2 separate regions of the Mus musculus genome follow, and region 2 is linked to region 1. A link is a loop called in an ENCODE intact Hi-C map of the cell type or tissue named here. Cell type or tissue: heart. All regions are shown on one strand. Links, peaks and the distances in the headings refer to the core of each region. The heading gives the core; the rest is flanking DNA.

Region 1 (7,720 bases), core at 2,388-6,387:
CTGTCATGTTCGTTCCTTCATGAAAATGGACTGAACCTCTGAACCAGTAAGCCAGTATCAATTAAATGTTGTCCTTATAAGACATGTCTTGGTCATGGTATCTGTTCACAGCAGTAAAACCCTAAATAAGACAGAAGGGTTAGAAGGTGTAGCCTTGTTGGAGGAAGTACTGTGCCAGGTATGCCAGGGCCTTGAGGTTTCAAAAGCATTATGCCAAGCCCAGTGTTTGTCTGCCTGTCTCTCTGTCTCCCCCAGCTTACAGATCTGGATGTAATCCTCGGCTACTGTTCCAGCACCTGCCTGCCTGCTGCTATGTTGTCTGCCATGGTGATAATGAACTAAACCTCTGATATTATAAGCAAGCCCCCAAGTGCTTTCTCCTGGCTTTGTTTGTTTGTTTGTTTGTGTTTTAATATGGGGTTTCTCTGTGTAGCTGACTTTGAACTCACAGAGATCTGTCTGCCTCTGCCTCAAAGTGCTGGGATTAAAGGTGTATGCCACCACCACTGTGCAATGCTTTCTCTTTTAAAAGCTGCCTTGGTCATGGTGTCTCTCCACAGTGACAAAAACACCAGGTTTTACAACTACTGGCAGATAGGCACAGATGTTTAAAGTATGTAATCAGTTCCCAGCTCCTTTCTTTGAGCACATCATTGGTTTCTTTGGGCTCCATGCTCACTAAGTTATCTATCTCTCTGTTGCCATTGCTATGGCTCTGTGTTTTGTTCTTCGCCTGCCAGCTGGAAGCCTCACCTACAACAAGTTGTTAAGGCAATGTCAACCAAAGATACTGTGATTTGATAAGAGCATCACTGCGGTGTTAGCAGGCGCTAAAGGTGACTGTCATGGAGGTCCTTGGTCTGCTTCTAGTACTGCCTAGCCATGCTCTCTTGTATGATCTCCCACACCAACCCTGCCTTGAAATTTTCCATATAGGCTCTGTTACCTATCAGCCATGTGTGTTAGAGCCTTTAACTAACATACATACTTCAATGAACAACCCTAGCTTTGGGAGACATTTTGTGCCATAAAATTTCTATACTTGTATCATAGCCTAGCAAACGTTTCTAAATCTCACTTAATAATACAGAATCATCAATGTTTCATTTTTCCAAATAAGAGCATTAAAAATTATATTTATGACACTATACTTTTATATAATAATTTAATGCCAAGAAGTATAAAGGATAAAAAATAAAGAATAATTCTTTACTCACATATAGAAGCATAAAAATGATTATAAGAAATACACACACACACACACACACTGCATTGGGTTTGAAGAAGGGGTTCTTTAATTTTTCTGTAGTCAGTGCTAACTTTTTCTTTGGTACTTATAAGTAGGTTGTAATTGTAAATCATTTGTCTACATCACTGCATACATCAAACAATTCTCCGAATGCCAGAGGACCACAACCAGAAATGGTGTCAGTAAGTATCTCTCAGGATTGTCTTCACCTTCATGTGTTCTGTTAACTCTGCAGCAAGCTTTGGGCTTCAGGACCACAGAAAGTGGACATATTGGACCAGAGAACCATAGTGTGCGTTTTGCAAAGAGCTGTGAACGACAACAAACTCTTCTCCACTTTTGTTTTGGTTTTTGTTGATTTTTGTTGCTGTTGGTTTTTGAGACAGGATCTCACTCTGTGGCTTGAGCTTCCTGTCTTAGTCAGTGGTCTGTTGGTGTGAAGAGACACCATGACCAAGACAAGTCTTCTAAAGAAAAGCACTTAATTAGTGCTGGCTTACAGTTCCAGTGGTTTGGTCCACTGTCATCATGCTGGAGCAATGGTGGCACACAGGCAGACACAGTGCTGGAGAAGGAGCTAAGAGTTCTACATTCAGATCCACAGGCAGAAGGAACAGGAAGCCACTGGGCCTGGCTTGGGCTTTTGAGAACCTGAAAGCCCACCATCAGTTGGTCTTCTTCCAACGAGGCTATACCTCCTCATCCTTTCAAATAGTGTCGCTCCCTGGTGACCAAGCATTCCAACATATGGGGGCCATTCTTATTCAACCCACCACACTTCCCTAAAACTCTCTGTCCATTCTCCTGCCTCAACCTTAAAAGGCATGTATCACCATGCCCAGACTCGTCACTCCATTCAACACACTATGCAGCTACTACAGCACAGAAACACTAGAGAAGGAGACCCATCACCATCAAGTCTAAATTTCAAACAATGGCAAGACCATCGACACCCATTGCTTTTTGAACATTTTCCCCACGAGTACAGAAACAAGAAGGAAGAGAGCTCCTTCTTTGTATAAAGTTGATAGTGGTCTTTCCTCTGTAACTTGGTCTTCTGTCTTACTTGGTCATTCAAGTGTTTGTTCATGCCAGAGAACCAATTTGGCAGTTCCCTAGATGGCTGCCATCACTCTCGTCACACAGGGAACAACATGGGACAGAAGGCAGAAAGAAGGAAAGAACTAAAAAATGTGGAGGGTGTTGGGAAATGCTGTCTTCTGGGTGTGACATGGATGCTACACTCATGAACTCACACCAGCTGATCTCATCACACAAAACCTACCCAGGATCATGTCAGCCAAAGCCCCTGCATCAATGGTGGAAACGGTCTCAGACTCCACCTCTTACTGAGGCTACTGGGCGAAAGAGAATCATTTTTTCTTTAGGGTGTGGTCACTGGTAGTTTTCCCATGCTCCAGTGGATGGCCCCATACCCACAACAAGGCATGGGCAGCACTAACTGGATTTAGTGAATTGGCAAAAGAAGGAAGAGGAGAAGGAGAAGGAGAAGGAGAAGGAGAAGGAGAAGGAGAAGGAGAAGGAAGAGAAGGAGAAGAACAGGAAGAGCCAGAGGAGAAGGAAAAGAAGAGGAGGAGGCAGAAAAGGACGAAGAAGAAGACATACCGTTAGGAGGAGGAGGTGCTGAGGGGAATGTGAGGGGAGCCGGAGCTGGGAGCTGGGAAATGAATATGATCATATTCCATTGCACACATGTATGGAATCCTCACAGAATAATAAAAGAATCTGCAGGCAATTTCTAGTCTGGTGGGGAGCAGCCTTGTCATTAGCTCTCCTCCTGAGAAGGAAATACAGAGCCCATCCAGGAACCAGATTCCTTACAAAATAGTCTCTCTCTAGTCTTTAAAAAATAGTTATTTTTAATCCTTCAGTTATTATTAAAATAGGTGTCTGAGCAAGGCTGAATTCATCAAGCTCAGATATAGTTCAAAATTCAGATACCCAGAGAAGGGAGGCCACCTAAGGAGAGCCCTTCCAAAGGGCTTCTAGAATAGGGTTCCATTCTTGTGAAAAGATAGAAGTAAAATATTCTGCTTTCCCAACACTAAAATCTACACACATGCACACACACACACACACACACACACACACACACACACACCTTTAAGATTCCCACAGCCAAGAAGTCTTACAACCTGTGTGTGTCTGAAATGAGGTAAGGTTGGTGACTAGCCCCCCCACCTCCACCTCCACCTCCACCCCCACCACTGCCCCCTACCAAGTCTATCTTCCTGAAAATGTAAAGCTACAGCAAAAACATTTGCATTCTCCAGTTTGTATAGTGTGGTGATGGGTCTTCATTGCCAGGAGTCATTTGCATGCTCATTAAAATGATTTGAACTGAACTGGGAGAAAGGTTGGTGCACACTCGTGATAGCCCAGCGTTATCATGGTGGCTGCAACTCAGAGAATCCAGTGTGACACTGTACCCACCGGGAAGAATGACCCAAATGACCACTAGAAGGGCTGAAGGCTGAAGCAGCCTGTTGAAGCTGAGCACATTTGAATGTTTCTGGCTCTGTCCTCCCCTGCTACTCTGTTGTGGGTCCCCATGACTATTCCTAAGCAGGTTGAGAAAAACAAAATGTAAAATCCACTGAGGAGAAGGGAGAAAACTGGAGCCTCGCATACCTGCAGAGGGTTTGACAGGACTGCTGTCAGGGTCAGTTGTGGCGCCGATGCCTGTAGTTCCTGAACTCGGGAGGATCAAGATGAGTCCAAGGCCATCTTGGGCTATATAGTTTAGGCCAGCCTGGGCTACAGGTGAGGCCCTGTCTCAAAAAACAACAAACAAACAAACAAACAAGCAAAGTTTGTGTGACTTTAGGCAAGTGACTTGATCCCTCCGTGCCTCGGTTTTTTGAATGCACTAAATGGGAACCACACACAAATTAAATCGGTGCACACACAAACAGCGGTAGTGAAGGTGTAGTTACATATATTCAAATGTCAAGGAGGGCTCAAATTTACTGTGTGTCTGTGAGAAGAGAGGATGGCAGAAGAGATGAAAATACCTGGAAGAAACTAGGTTCGTTTCCTTTTTTTAATAATTCTGAGAAGGTTAAAGCCAAAGACGGGTTACAGCAGGGGCGTTCTAACTGAATCTAGATGAATCGCATTTGCCGATTCATCTCTGTAGCAGAAGCCTCCTCTCTGCCTGTACTTTCAGATCTTCATCCCAGAGCCAGAGGTTTCAGGACGCCACTGAGGCAAGCCTTCATTCACATCCTTCCTTCCACCTGGGATTAGAAACATTGGCCAGGCAGCCACAGCTAAATGGCTTTTCTTTTCCTGGCATCGAGCCGTATTTAAAAGTCAAGAAAGGCATTTATTTGGTTGGTTTGTGGGGGAAGGAGGAGGATGGGGGGCGGGCAACAGAGATAGGAAAAGCAAGGGTTTCTGGAAACAGCTCCTTCCTGGGAGCAGAGTTTAGCTAGGAGAGCCAAGCATCCTTGGCGTGGGGCCCGGGGACTCTCCTCACTCCCAGCCCCCAGGGACTGACACTTGCCACAGGGAAAGTTGAAAACACTTCTCAGAGCAGTCTAGACATGCGCCATATGTTTGTGTCCTCAGAAACTTCCATGCAGATCCCAGTACTGTGGCTCTCCGAGAGACTTGGTTGCTGCGGGGGTTCATCGGAATCCAGAGAGCGCCCTGGGGATGGCCATAGGGCTTCCGAATCCCGGAAAGCATTCAGGGAAAGCCCGGGAGTGGCCCTCGGAGTGCCACAAGCCTGGGGCCTTCCTGGCAGAGAGGATATCTTATTCCAGCAGCCAAAAGTTCTCAGATCTAAAGAAAGAGGTCCCTTGGGGACTCTAATGAATGCTGTGCTCCAGCAGGGCCAGCTCAGCTCAGCTGTTTGATTAATGTCACACGAGAAGACTTGAGGCAATTTTAACATTTGAGCAAAATCTTTACAGGGTGTCTGCCCAGGATGAGATCTGGCGCCTCACACCCCACCGAGGAAACTGCAAGCCTTCAGGGAGATGGGGGTGGAGGGGTGTGGGGGGCCCCGGGCCAATGAAAACAGCCCGGGCCAAAAGAAAACCTGTGAAGGGTCTGTCTATGCCTCTGCTCCCGAATCTTGGGGGCACTGCAGCCAAGCCCTGGGAGCCCACTGAGGCTCCATCTGCTGCTTGCCAATTCTGCTCCAGCCAGGAGGAGGGGGAGGGGCCCCCAGCTGTTAGACCGGGTCCCGCCCTGCTATTGGCTGATACCTTTTCAAAAGCTTTTATGAAACTGCTGTTGCTGGGAAGCAGCTGAAGCCATTTGCCCTGGAAAATGGAAGGAAGCAGGTGTGACCACTCACCCCAACCTGACCCTCCCAAACATCCGCCCCGCCTCCTCTGCCGGGTGCCTTACTTTGTTCCTGTACGCCTCTAAGAGCCCAACCATGCCTGGCTGGCCTAAGCATTTCTCCCCTCTCTCCCTAAATGCAAGCAAGAACATCATTCTTGGATTTTTCCTGGAGGAAAGGAAGTGCGGTCCAGAGACGAGTTCCAGGGGACACCATGGATACAGCCTTGGGATGATCCTGGCTTCGAAGGTGCAGAACGGATCTTCCATCTCCTGGGCTTTCGTGAAATAGCCAAGCTTCCAGGAGACCTGGGAAGACCCAGAACTTTTCTTCGCTTTCATTTTTTTCATAAGCGCACAAAGCCAAAACACATCCCCACAAGTTGATGGAATCTCTGTTTGCTACCTGGCAAAATATATTCGAAAGAAATTTGAATTCTAGATTTTGCATTTAAAAAGACTCATATATAGAAACAGCCAGAGGACTACTGACTTTGCAGAAAATTGATACACTAGAAAGAAATAATTATTTGAGGCTTCATAGTATGTAGTGGGATTCGAGGTCAGGTTTTTCAAATCTGAGTCCAGTATTCTTTGCAGACACCTCTGTTTACATGTGTATTTACATGTTTATATGTGTGTGCAGTTACCATGTGCCATACTATACACGTGCATGCATACATATGTGCATATAATATATACATAATATATACATTAATACATATACAGTTTTGCCTATTCTTTTGAGACAGAATCAAACATTATAGCCATGATGAGCATGAAACTTGAACTTGTGGCAAACCTGACTCAGCTTAAGCCTCTCGATTTTAATGAATGAATTATATACACTATATAGCATCATAACAAATTCATCATAAAAATTGTCCAGTGTGTCATTTTTCTTGTCAAAACATAGTATTTAGGCCTCCTTCACACAGCTGTAGCTCTGCCCCAAAGGCAAACTAAGAGAGCCAGTAGCACCAAGGTGGTCCAAGGCAGGCCATTTGAACTGATGGGCCACAGACAAGCATGGTTTATGTTTGAGCAGAGTTGTGGCATCATAGTAGAAGGCAACAAGGTGCCAGACACAGAGAAGGCAAATGAAAGTTATCATCTCCTTATACCATACTCATGCCCAAGCTTCCTTTGGGACAGTTGCAACTTTGTGTCCCTTAAAGCACTTGATGTGTCATAGAAGAGGTTCCTAGGATGCCCCAGATCTTCCCTGCTTTTCTGTATGGTTCTTGGATTTAAATATTTGTGTTAGGCTGGGCAGGACGGTGTATGCCTTTAAGCCCAACACTGTGGGAGGCAGAGGCAGGCAGATCTCTGTGAGTTGGAGGCCAACCTGGTCTACATTTTGAGTTCCAAGCCAACCATGGCTACCTAATGAGATCCTGTCTCAAACATAAACTAGTTTATTAATTATTTGTCATAGTATCTCAAAGGCCAAGAAGTCAACCAACTAACCTGACAAATAGGAGATCATTAAGATCGAAACTTAATGAAATTCTTCCTATATAAAAACAAATCTTCCAATAACTTCCTACAATGATCTAAAACACGTTTTTGAGAAAAGATCTCAGGTAGCCCAGATTGGTCTCAAATCCACTAAGCAGTCAAAGATGAATTTGATTTTCTGGTCCTTATAACCTCAATCTCCCAAGTGCTAAAATTACAAACTAAAATTTAGCCCTGGATAAATTTAAGAGTGTGTGTGTGAGAGAGAGAGAGAGAGAGAGAGAGAGAGAGAGAGAGAGAGAGAGAATCAGAGAGACAGACAGACAGAGACAGAGAGACAGAAAAAGAAAGAGAGAGACAGAGAGGCAGAGAGAGACAGAGAAGAATGGGTTTGTGTCAATATCCATGTATGGGCGTGGATGCAGAAGTGAGAGTCAAGGTGTGTTGTCTTCCGCAGCCACACCCTGCTTTACTTTTTGACACATTGTGTCTCCTGTACCTGCAGCTTGTGATTCAGCTCTGCTGACTGGCCTATGAGCTTCGGGGTTTCCTCACAGCCCTGGGGTTACGGATGCAGGCCTACCACTGTACAGTCTTTATGTGGCTGCTGGAGATGCCAACTCAAGTCAGCACTTTACCAACTGAGCCATCTCCCCAGCTCAAAATTCAATTCTTTAACTTTGTTATTTAAGC
Region 2 (7,720 bases), core at 1,868-5,867, 55 kb after region 1:
CACTTCGAAGCCTTAGGCCTCCCTGTATAGACTAGTCTAGCCTTGAACTAACTGTTTCTACATCAGTCTGTTTCTGCATCCCAAGAGCTGAGATTAAAAGCATATACCACCACACCCAGCCAGAGTACCCTGTAAATGTGTATGCTTATACTCATAGATTAGTATTGCTCTTAACCTTGGCCCAGGAGGCTTCTGTTTACAATGGACAGCAGTTAATGCAAAGAATCATAGCTGATCAAAGCGCTGCGAATAAGTGACTCTGGGGTATCCAGCCCTACCTAAACTGGATGGAGATATACATACGTATATACATACATACATACATACATACACTTATATACACACACACATACACACACACCACCCCCACACCCACCACCATCAAGATTTAGAAAACACAAAAAGAAGGGTAGGGAGAATCTAAGAGCCAGAGGGTGGAGAGAGACTGTGACCTGCTGTCTTCTGCACGTCACGGCCATTGTCCACATGAATTCACGGCAGCTCTGGTTACCTGAACAAGGACAAGCCAATCAATCGAGGAGGTCTGGGGATGGAACTTAAAAGGCCTTCCGACTAGCTGAGGCGCGTCAGTGTAGCTGCCGGTAGGTTTCTTTTCCTTGGTTTTCCATAACTATGGCATCTGATGAAGAGACAGTTTAGTGGTTAAGAGCACTGGCTGCTCTGCCAGAGGAGCCATGTTTGGTTCCTGGCACCCCCATGGTGACTAGCAAGTATCTGTAACTCTAGTTCCAGGGGACTTCAGACCACCAGGGGTGCTGCATATACATGGTCCACAGGCACAAACGCAAGCAAAACACCCAGACCCCATAACATTAAATAAACAAATAAATATCAAAAATGGCATCCGAGTAACACTCTGATGCCATGTAACACCACATAAGCAATATTTTTCTAAACAATAACATTGATGCAATGATTTTCTGCTACTATTTGACTTATATTCCCTCTGACTTTGTTCCCAGTGTTATACTCGCTCACATTCAAAAAGATTCATCTGGGACTGAGGATACAGCTCAATTGATAGAGTGCTTGCCCAGCAGGCATAAGAGGATAGGCTTTTTCTCTCCCTCCATCATGCAGATATAGGCCAGATTAGACCAGATTAAATAAAGGCAGGTTTATTAGGCAGTGTTCCAGGGCAGGTTTATCAGTCCCAAAGAACAGGGTTGAGGAAGTCACACACACAAGCTAAGGTGAGGAAGCTCTACAGACTGTAGGCAAAGGGCGATGTGTCAACCATAAACTGGGGTTGTGCCCAAGCCCAAGTATGGTCAAGAGCTGAACACTTAGGGATTTGAGTGGCAGGCAGCATTACAGGAGGGCATCAGGACTGTTGCCAAGAATGTTGAGTGGGGCTCATGCTTCCATTCCTTTGTTCTGGAGTTTTTCAGTTTTTCAGTGTTCCTGGAAGGAAGGCAGATGGGGTTTCCCAGCTTGTGCAGGAGCTAGCAGGGGTTTCAGCATAACAATAAGACTCTAGGCTAATCCCAGTACCCAAACAAGGCGAGTGTTCTATGCAATCCCAGCACTCAGGAGGTAGTGAAGACAGGAGAATCAGAAATTCAATGTCATTCTCTCCTACATCATGAGTTTAAGGACAGCTTGGGCTAGTTAAGACACTATCTTTAAAAGAAGCAGAGAGAGGGAAGGAGGGAGGGAGGAAGAAAGTGGGCGTGGGGGAGAAATTTGCACCATTTCAGATAAAGTCTAGATTACTAAAAATAGGAGCAAATGTCACTACCTAAGCCAGACCTGTTTTGGCTGCCACACAGTAGGCCAATCAGCGAATAGACTTTTTCCAAAGAGAAAGTTTACTTGCAAAGCAACCATCTGTAGATGGGAAATCCAAGTCCAAAAAAATGTTCCATGAAAGGCTTGAAGGATGGATAAAGAGGAAGGAAGGAAGGAAGGAAGGAAGGAAGGAAGGAAGGAAGGAAGGAAGGAAGGAAGGAAGGAAGGAAGGAAGAAGACAAAGTCTACAGTCTTGTTTGCACATCTGTAATCAATCTTCGTAGTTCTCTGTGGGATGCATTTTAGCAGATGTAGTTGAAATTTCTTACTTTCATAGGATAAAAAGTCACTCATACAATTATGTCAACCACAAGTAAGCAGGCAATGGCTTCTACAACTGTGGTCTTCAAGTCCCTCAAAAGTAGCTTTGACAACCATTGTCTTATCCTCACGTTCCATGCACTAGAGATATTATCTCCAGAAAATTAGTGAGACCCACACCTGGTTTACCTCCATTGCATGTCAAACCTTTCCTGGAGAGACACTACACATATGTCTACTCATCACAGATAGGGATCCACCAATAGACCCAAGTACAGACCAACTATAAAAGTTCAACTTGGTGAACCATAAGTTTTATTGGGATTACTTACAGGAATATGGGTGAGGGGTTACTTACAGTAGCAGAAATTGCCTCAAAAAAATAGTTGCATCACCAAAGCCCACCCAAACATTGGTGACAGCTCACAAAAACTGGGAACCTGAAGCACACTGCACAACCTGCAGGCTGCTCGACAGGTTGGGGAGTGTCCTTTCCAAGTGACTCTGGTCTAACCTTCCAGGAAGCTTTCTGCTTTTCCCAAAAAGCAAATATGATCTGAGAGTCCCTTTTTTTTTTTTTTTTTTTTTTTTTTTTGCAGCTCCGTTTCACTCCTCTGAGAGCATCTCTGTTTTTCTTGCTTATTCTGGCTGGGAGGGGCCTATTAAATCTGATCAGTTTCAGGGACTTCCTGACACTCTTTTGAGTTGTTTACTTTTCTGCTTAAAGAGCTTTCCTATAAGGAGGACTGTTTCAATCTCTGAGGAAACTATTGAACAACAGCCTCCAACATCAGTGACTTTTAAGGTCAACTAAAAGTAAATAACTAAAAGCAAACTGAGCTAGAGGGCTTCTTCGGTTTTCCCTTGGTTCCACAATCTCTAAGAACAAGAAGGTTGGAAATTCTAATCATTAGATCCAGTCTCCTCTTTGGTGGTTTGTTTGGCTTTGTTGTGGGAGTCTGGTTTTGTTGTTGTGTTGTTGAGTTTGGTTTTTTGAGAGGGTTTCTAGGCATAGCTCTGACTTTCCCGGAACTTGCTCTTATAGACCAGGTTGACCTTGAACTCAGAGATTCACCTGCTTCTACACCATCCCCCATACCCCCAGTGCTGAAATGAAAGATACCACCATCACCCAACTTTTGTTTTTTAACTTCAATGTGGATATGTTAGATGAGAAATCAAGTCTCCTTCGCAGACCCCAGTGTGCCTCAGGTCAAAAAATCTACTCGTTCATGTCACCTGAGAACTCAGAGATGTTTGAGCTTATCTCTGATTCTTGTTCATCCCTCACCCTACACAAGAAAAAATTCAGATCCAGTGAGATCCCAACAAATCAGATATTGAATTGTTAGTGATAGAGAGAGAACTTTCAATCTCCACCCCCCTCATCCCACTTCCTGCCACAACAAAAGGGCTGAGATGAGCTACCTGATGGGACATTCAGGAGAAATTTCTCTGTATCCTTGGCAACCACAGGAATTGGCACACCAATCAGCCAGTGATTCAAGGTCCTGACATGGCGGACCCACAGGTGGTTGCTCTCAAGAAAAGCTCTTCCTAGCTTGGGTAGGCAGTTCTCTCTGGGGATGTTTGGTCAGACGAGACAGCGGCAGCTTTGTCCCTTCATTAGAATTTCCTCCCATTGTGCATCCACAAAGGGGAACTGACTGTGCAGAGGAGTGACTAACGAAGAATTGCTAAAGTTGGAACTGGGGCCAGTCCAAGTTGGCGGCCATTTCATTGAGAGAGTCTGTTGTTGCCTCATGTTCTTCCAGCCAAGTGACTCAGTGGTTGAAATTTTTCAGCAAGACACCTGGAAGCCACTTGTCCTTTTCGCTAAAGACTCATTCAAAGGGGGAAAAAATGTAATAGTGTTCATTTTCCATCACTATATTACCCTGAGCACCAGATTGCTGCTAATTCAATATGGTGCTGATTCAGCTTCACATCACTGAAGCAACATTCTTCTGTGGAAGCTATTTATATCCCAGTATCATTTGAAGGGCCTTTTGGATCCTTTCTGAAATAGTCAAGTCCCAAGGAGGCAGCTTGATCCCAGGAAAACTACACAGGACAAAGGACTGAGGAGGTCATGTCAGAAAAGCAGCTTGGGGCTCCTGCCTTCAGGCTTTGGTATATATCCCCTTTATCTCCAAAGTTTCTTTAGGATAAACTTTCTCCAAATAACAGGGCCACAGCTCGTGTCAGAAGCATCCCTTGATGAATGCAAGCAGAAAGAAGATGAAATGACAAATCAGCCAGATAGTTAGCAACACTTCCAACAGTTCAGTAAGCCTAGCAGAACAGCCATCCTCTTGGGCTTCTCTGGACCTCAGTTTCCCTACACAAGAAATGTTTGTCCCACATTGAAATGAGGCAAAGTAGGGATGGAAGGAGAATAATTCTATAATGGTAAGTATCTGGACCCACAGCATGAAGCCAATAGAGAGACAAAATCCTGAACCTTTATACTTGGTAAGAAAGTCCTTTGGCTGGCCACCCACCATCTCTTTCAAAGGAGTGGTGGTCTCAGCAAACAGCCACCCACCAAGAAGAAAGTGAAGCAAATGCCTTCCCTCCATCTCCCCTCCCTCTCAGAGCTCCCAGGTGAAAGGAGCTAATGAGGTGCTTGTGGTGACTTGAGCTCCCGGGAGATCAGTGCTATATGAATAGAAAGTGTCATTACACTGCAGAACACTGCAGAGTGGCTTCCCCAGAAGCCATCGTACACCCGGCAGGGCCTAGGTAAAATAATTTCCTTTCCCTTCATCTGCTCTCTTAGCCACTTACAGCAGAGTGAATCCACCAGTGGACTGTCCCCATTCGAAGATGGCAGGGCTAAAGTTAGTACTGACCTGAACACGACAATCACTAGGGAGAACGGGCCGGAGTTCCTCTCTGCCGCCGACAGATTGAGAGTTTCGGAGACACAACCTTGTGTGAGGATTTCTCTTCTGAAATGTTGTGAAGTCACAGCAGGCTTGGGAGAGACCTCTGTGGCCCTTCTCCCTGTCACTGATTTCCATTGCTTTGCTTTGAGGGACCTATCCCTACACATCTACATGGAATCTAGCAGAATATCTTGTACAGGGTCTAACCCAAGGTACATTGTGCCCTGTTACACACAGATCTTACTTTAAGGCTACGGGGACATCTTGCCAGGTGCTAAGAAAGGAGTTTTACAGATGACAGGCCCACTTCTTACAAACAGTTTCAGGAAGGTAGATTCCAATAACATCCTCATATTACTCTACTGCTGATGGGTGGGATAGCATGGCCCAAAGAGAAAGGACCAAGGCAGGGAGTGGACATGTGGCCTACAGTTAACTGAGAGAAGTGGGCTGCCATCACTGAAAAATGTCCAATTCAGTAAAAAGTTCGAGGGTACTCCTAGAAGCCCAGCACTTGAGAGACAGGGGTGAGAGAATCATCCCAAGGTCAAAGCCAGCCTGGCTGGTCACCATAGCAAGTCCAGGAAAGCCAGGGTTCCGTATCAGGACTCTGTCTAAAGAAAAAGAAGAAGAAACAACACTTGGGTGAGCATACAATCTTCTAATTTAGCTTTTGTCAGAAGCCTACTTGAGCTAACTCAAGTAAACCGAAATTGTATTGTAGAGCTTCTCATGGTATGATAAAAGACTCTCAGGAAAATACAAAAGCCATAATAGGCTTGGAAATCTTGGGAAAAGAATGAGTGGGAGAGAGGATTTGGTGGGAAAGCACTCTAAACACTAAAGTAGCAAAGGCTCTTAAAAAAAAAAAAAAAACAGAAAAGTCTCCTCTGTATGACTCATTCACGGGCCACCCCACCACTTCTTCCTGCTCTCTTAACAATGAGCAAATTCTTTCCAGATTGCTTCATTTTAATGCCATTAGGTAAGAATCCAAGTGGCTGGGTCTCCTCTGCTTTTAGCACACTACTAGTGATGGCTTGTGGAAGAGCTTTGCTAGCCTGTCAATCAGGGGTCCAGTGGTCACCATGGATGCTCTCACAAGAGGGTGGGTCTGATTGCTAATCTTGGCGGTCAGCTTGATTAGACTAAGAATCGGCTAGGAGATTGGTGAACAAGGCTCGACGTGAGTCGGGGAGGCCATTCCCAGAGACGTGCAGATGGTGGGGGCTCTCATATGATCAACAGTTTAATCCACTGATGGATTAAAATTTTGAATAAACCACTGGGAAGTGATGGATGTCTGAAAAGCGGAGCCCAGCGACAAGTGTGTCAGAGGTGTGCCTCTGAATGATTTACCTGGCCCTTTTCCATGATCTCTCTCTCTGCTTTCTGGCCTTTATGAGCTGAGCAACTTTGCAGTGCTCCACCCTTCTATCCTGATAGTCTACCACCCCATGGCCCAGAAACAGCAGAGCAGGTTCCCCCACACTGAAGGCTATACCTACAAGCCTCCTTTATCTGTTTAAAAAAAAAATGAGTCTTTGCTACTTTAGTGTTTATAGAGTGCTTTCCAACCAAATCTCTCCCACTCATTCTTTTCCCAAGATTTCCAAGTTCAGGGGCTTCCAGCTCACTCGCTGTGTCAGTAGAGGTCCCCGGGGGAGTTTGTGCAGATGCGGATCCCTTGGGTACAACAGCATGAGACTTGAGCTCCTGTGTGTCAATGCTTCTGGTTCTCAAACCAAACTTTGTAGAATCAGGGTCTGCTCTACAAAACATTAACAAAGAGAAGATAGACTGTTTCTTGTGGCTGGGGCAGGCGGGTGGGGAGAGAAAAGAAAAAGGGTAAGAAGTTTGAAAACATTTAAAAAAAAAGTATAAGAGCTCAAAATAAGAAAAATCCTAGTATCAATTAAAATTGTCTTTCAAAGAAAATATATGGGCTATGCTATAATCCAAAAAAACCTTCCCACCTCCGACTGCCCCCTGTATCCCCTCAGGATCCAGGACTCTCTAGGAGACCACAGAAATGTTTATATTTTGATTTCTCTTCTCTTAAAATCAGAAGAAAAACATTACTATAATAACAACAGTAATATCTGTGAATCCAGACAAAATCATAGATGCTTTTATACCATACAGTCAGAAATATAATTTTGAATGTTTTTATGGAGCAAAGGGTTTATGAACACAAAGGCAAATCATAAAATGGCCATTACAGACTGTTATTACAGCACAGATTCAAGTGTGAAATAAAGGCTGGAGAAGGAGGGCCTCCAGATTCCTTCCAGCTTTGAGGCTCAGGGTTTCTGTAAGATTCTCTGACCATGCTCTGCTAGCTAGATCTGTTATCTATAAACCCATACCTGCAAATACTTGGTCCCTGCTCATCTCAAATCCTCACTTGTAGACCAACACTGCTCATTGCTGCCAAAGCGTTATCAGGAGCCACCCCTGGCTTTATAATCTGCCCATGTCTTCTCTGTTTGCTTCCAAAATAAAGAAATTATAATTTTCATTGTTACCAAATACACTTGATTCCAGACACTGCAAGCATTGTACAGGCATTGCCTCATTAATATGTGCACCACTTTGCTGGAGGAAATGGAATTTTCCCGTTTTGTTTTTACTTTTAAAATGGCAAACTAACCAAGAAAAGATTATATGAAAACTATTATATGAAATGCAATTAAAGAGGGGGAAACCCCAGAGCTCCAGGGACTAAGCCATCAACAAAGGAGTACACATGGCTC

What was found. Peaks named below come from ENCODE experiments on the same cell type or tissue, not always from the same donor. Only the 100,000 strongest peaks of a DNase experiment are listed, where the experiment ranks them.
Region 2: a loop joins it to region 1, with 2.1 times the contacts of the local background. A loop is called at or near these places in 1 of 42 quality-filtered maps.

The regions. Positions count from the first base shown.
Region 1 is chr1:153,639,451-153,647,170 of GRCm38, reverse strand. No RefSeq gene overlaps it. Among named protein-coding and RNA genes, the nearest start is that of Rgs8, 9.7 kb to the left of the region's middle. In heart, for the core only: no CTCF peak of the experiment used is centred there; DNase peaks (open chromatin) are centred at 4,800 and 5,520; H3K4me3 peaks cover 1,310 bases; H3K27ac peaks cover 1,382 bases.
Region 2 is chr1:153,584,138-153,591,857 of GRCm38, reverse strand. No RefSeq gene overlaps it. Among named protein-coding and RNA genes, the nearest start is that of Npl, 38 kb to the right of the region's middle. In heart, for the core only: no CTCF peak of the experiment used is centred there; no DNase peak of the experiment used is centred there; H3K27ac peaks cover 804 bases.